2 separate regions of the Homo sapiens genome follow, and region 2 is linked to region 1. The links are chromatin loops, found by intact Hi-C in ENCODE. Cell type or tissue: GM12878. All regions are shown on one strand.

Evidence for each region. Hi-C counts contacts between places; a loop is a spot of excess contacts. Peaks named below come from ENCODE experiments on the same cell type or tissue, not always from the same donor. Only the 100,000 strongest peaks of a DNase experiment are listed, where the experiment ranks them.
Region 2: a loop joins it to region 1, with 2.8 times the contacts of the local background. A loop is called at or near these places in 1 of 110 quality-filtered maps.

The regions. Positions count from the first base shown.
Region 1 is chrX:123,590,055-123,592,554 of GRCh38, forward strand. No RefSeq gene overlaps it. Among named protein-coding and RNA genes, the nearest start is that of THOC2, 140 kb to the right of the region's middle. In GM12878, no CTCF peak of the experiment used is centred here; DNase peaks (open chromatin) are centred at 997 and 1,259.
Region 2 is chrX:123,449,177-123,451,676 of GRCh38, forward strand. All of the region lies in intron 12 of GRIA3 (glutamate ionotropic receptor AMPA type subunit 3), which reads left to right. Among named protein-coding and RNA genes, the nearest start is that of GRIA3, 270 kb to the left of the region's middle. In GM12878, a CTCF peak has its summit at 1,235 (motif pointing right); a DNase peak (open chromatin) is centred at 1,199.

The sequences.
Region 1 (2,500 bases):
TTCTAATAGGCCTATCAGTCACCTCTCTCAAGATTTGTAACTTTGACCAACTATCCATAATTAATTATGGTCCAGATGATTTTAGTCTTATAACGCTAGAGGTTAACTCACAGAAAACTACTAAGATGTGGTTTAGTTTTGGGGGGAAGGTTGGTTGGTTTAGTGGATAACCCAAAAACTTTCAGTTTATTGCACAATAAGACATTAGCCAAAGTTGAATGTAACTTAGTAATGTTACTTTGGCTTTTTTTCCCCCAACTGACTACATGAATCCCTGCTTCTCAAATGCTCTTTGAATCAGCATTCTTCTGTATCTGTTCTTTCATTAACTGGTTAAATAAAACTTTAACATGTGCTAACAGATGACTTTGCCTGAGATTTGGGCTCTTACAGACATCATAAAACCTTGAACTCCTCTCCCTCCAACCTCCCACCCATCCTCTGTGCTTCCTTAGCACCCTGTACTTTTCCTATTAAAGCAGTATTCAAACTGCATAGGAATTGCCTATTAATTTATCTCCCTCCCTTACCAGACTGTGACCATCTTGACAGAGGTCTTTCCTTACTTGATTGTAGATCCCCAGGACCAAGTGCAGTGTCTCACATCGTACATGATCAATCAGTGTTTGAGAACAAATGATTGTTCTGTTATTGTTGCAAGGTGATGACCAATAATTAGATGAATAAATGAATCCAGAAAACCTGGTGTCTTGAATGCAGAGGGAATTATCACAATAGACATAATAGTTAAGGGAAAAAATTTAGCTGGTCTTCACTTTTAGGAAAGCCAATATATGAAATTCAAATTTAGGATACAAGAGTGCACATTCATTTTCTTAATGCTTGTTTCGTGGAATAATTCACTGGGGTTATATCCCCTTCTGTGTTTAAGTACCTCTTATTAACTACCTGACTGGGTTAGCTTTAGAATCTGCTGACAAATGAAGATCAGAAGCGAAAGTGTGAGTCAACAGGAAAACTATTTGATTTGTGCTTGTGCACCCAAGACAGCTTTCCAGGAACGTGTTTATTGTGTAAAGTGAACCAAAAGTAATCACGTAATGAAGTAGTTTTGCTTACAGGATAATAGCTCTTTGACCTCTAAATGCCTTGGATAAAAAAAAAGACAAGGAGGGGAGAATAAATGCTGTTTCTATGCTTCACTGTAGCACCTAGAAGAATGCTTGCTATCTTACCTCACTTTCACCCTGTCCAGGCCCTCTCTCCCCATTTAAAACAAAGTGTTCTCCCATCCTTTCTCAAAAGAGGACATACTGTTAATATTTAACTAGGCTACATGAATCAGAATTTTAATGAAACATCACTTGCTACTTTCATTTTAGCATCGGTCTCACTTAAGCCATTGAACGTGTTCTCCAAATATGGTGGATAAATGGAAGTAGCATTCACTGAACTAGGGTTTAAAAGTGTCTTAAGAAAGCTTTCTGACTAAATATAAATAAGCAAATTACTTATTTCGTACCTCAGTGACTTCAATGCCTCACAGAGGCAGAGAGTGCATGTTGGACATCTATTTGTTACTTTGACAAAGATTTAAGACTATATTTAGCCAGTAGGCAAAGTCAGAATTCCCCTGGACATATCCTGCAGGGAGCAATGGGATGTAGCCCTTGAAATATTCCTAATGACCATCTTTTAATATACTGATTCTAAAATGATTAGAGAAGGATTACATGAAAGGTCTCTCTGGCTGATGTCTTCTATTACACAAAATGTTCTTTCTTCAAAGGTTAGCATATTCTTGTTTCTAGGACACCAGACATCAATATTTCCTGTCTGCCAACAGAACTGAAGGGTTAGAGACCCTGGGAAAATTTGTCATGTAAATTGACTCAATTAGTCTTATTTTAGTTATAACGAGAAAATGTATTTGAAAAATTAAAACTCCAATCTTTTGTTTTAATGGAGACAGTGTCTCTGTTGTCCAGGCTGGAGCACAGTGGCACAATCATAGCTCACTGCAGCCTTGACCTCCTGGGCTCAAGCAATCCTCCCACCTCTACCTCCTGAGTAGCTGAGACTACAGGCATGTGTCCACCATGTCTAATTTTTTTTATTTTTTTTAGAAATGGGGTCTTGCTATGTTGCCCAGGCTGGTTTTGAATTCCTAGGCTCAAAGGATCCTTCCACCTCAGCCTCCCCAAGTGCTGGGATTAAGGCGTGAGTCACTGCATGCAGCCTAACTCCAATGTTTTTAAAAGTTGCTCTAAGCTGATATCCTTCCCAGAATAATGACCTCTACCACCAAAATAGAAGAGAGTATTTCCTTCAGCCAACACATTTTCTGTCAAAAATAATTATACCAACCTTGAAAAGAAAAAAAAAAATCTCTATTTGTCCAGAGTTATAGAAAAGGAGTGACACTCATTTTTGATATAGAGACCAACCTGCAAATCCATTTACTCAGGCTCCCTAGTGGGGAAAGCCTGTCTGATTAGCTTAATAACGATCTGTAATGAGCTGTATTCCAAAATTTATC
Region 2 (2,500 bases), 140 kb before region 1:
GCTTCTCCACAGCACTCATGCTGGCCAAGGCAGAATAAAGACAATTTGAGATCAGGGCCTGAGCATGAAGATTGGGGACTTAAATAAGTGTGCTGATTTGTGTTTGCATATGGCTATCAGATTAAGTGGCTATCTGACTACTTCTCTAATGAAATAGCAGCAAATTAGTAGTTTTATCTGCCATTTTGCATATGGAGACCATTGCCTTGACCCCAATGGTAAAGATTAGTGGAACCTAATCATTTCATGAAGTCAACCTCACTTGCTGCACTTATCAGAAGCTTCTGTAACTTGAGCTTCCATGGCGTGCAGTTTATGCCAGGACACGCAAATGCCAGAAAATCAATTTTCCTGCAGCTTTCACAGTCAGTGTGTTTGCCAGACAAAACTGCAGCCAGCCACCTTTTTTAAATCAGCATAGCACCTTTAGAAATAATACTTACCAGAACGCTCCTAACACAGCAAGGAGGAAAAGACTTAAATCTAAACCCAACTGTTCAAAATCGAGAGCCACAGGAGAAGGTGAAATATGAATATATTGAAAGTGAACATTTTAGTGGCCCCATTTGGCACTGTAAAGTATTCTCTGCCAAGCATCTGTTGAGTTAACTTTAATTCTAATCTGTGCCACAGTAGGACTGAAAACACTTAATATGATACCATACTTCCTGTCACCCACATGTGCCCAGGCCCTCACGTGCCCCTGACATATCGGGGTGGCACTCCACATTGCCTGCCTGCCCCAAGACCTATCTTGATTCTTCTTCCTCTGGTATTCTTCTGGCACACATTCTCAAATAAACCAAACCACACAAAGGCAGTGGATGTGGGGTCATGTTACCTTCCCATTTGCCATGAGTGCATAATCTACTTTATTGAAGACTTACTACTTGCCAAGAACTGTTATGGGTGCTTTACATGAATTATCTCATTTAGTAGTCTATCTCCATTTCAGAGATAATTATTAGAGTCTTAGAGAAATTTAAGTAACTTGACCAAGTCAAACAGAAGGCATGATCTCTAATGGTAGCATTTAGGGCCTGTGACAAGCTAGTGAGTTATCATATTGGTGCCTTTTACCTCGGAGCATCTTGCACAGGTTTCAAAGCTGAACCAAGAAAGAAGATCAAGGTTATATAAAATCATGTCAAAACAACAGGTCAAAGAAGTAAACTTCACTCAATTCACTAGTTTTGGTCAATGTAGCTACTAACGATCTTTCCACTGGGAGGCAGTGCAGAGTAGTAGAAAAAAACAACACAGGTTTTTGAAAGCCAGCACACCTGGATTTGAATACTAATTCTGTCCCCCTGCATCTATGCAAACTTGGAATTATAACTTTACCTCTCTAAACTCTGGAAGAGAGAAGAAGGAGAATATAGACTTTGGTGTCAAATGAGCTGGGTTTAAATCTCAGCTACGCATTTATTCATTCAGTTAATATTTATTAAGTACATGCTATATGACAGCCATTGTTGTAAGGGCTCAAAACCAAAGTCCTTGTAATCACTGTAGTGGGTGAGACAAAATTAAACAAATTCTGTAAATAACATATATGTTTCTGTTGGTGTTAAGTGCAATGAAGACAAAAAGCTGGTGAAGAGACAAAATGTTGGTGTGGAGGTGCTATTTCATCTTGGCTGATTGTGGAAGGCCTTTCTGACATTTGATCAGACACCCTGAATGAAAGGAAGGAGCAGGCCATGAAAGTATGAGGTGGAGTTGCGTGGAGAGAAAAGCATTCCAGATGGAATAGCGTTAGCAAAGGCCCTGACATGGGAATACACTTGGTAGGTTTGAGGAAGAAGGTCCATGTGCTAGAGTGAAGTAAGTGAGGGAAAGAGTGGTAAGAGATGAGAGCAGTGAAGAAGACAAACCGTGGTAAAAATTCTGGATTATATTCTGTTTGACAGAAAGTCACTTAGCCGACTTTGAGCAGAGGAATGACATGATCTAATCTATGTGTAAAAGGATCAATCAGACTGCTATGTCAGGGCAAAAGTTGAGAAGCAGGGAGACAGACCACTTAAGAAGTGATTGTAGGCCGGGCATGGTGGCTTATGCCAATAATTCCAGCACTTTGGGAGGCCAAGGCATGAGGAACACTTGAGCCCAGAAGTTCAAGACCAGCCTCAGCAAAATAGTGAGATCTCCATCTCTACAAAGAAATTTTTAAAAAATTAGCTGGATGAGGTGGCACATGCTTGTAGTACCAGTTACTCAAGAGGCTGAGGTGGGAGGATCCCTGAGCCTAGGAATTCGAAGCTGCAGTAAGCTAGGATCACACAAGTGCACGCCAGCCTGGACAACAGAGAGAGACTCTGTCTCTAAAAAAAAAAAAAAAAAAAAAAAAAAAAAAAAAAATTAATTCAATTTAAAAAAGAAGCAATTGCAATATTTCAGGTGAACAATGATTAGCTTGAATTAGGAGGAGGGTAGGGAGAAGTGGTTGCATTTTGAATATAGATTGAGCTGACAAGGTGTGGAATGTGAGGCCAAA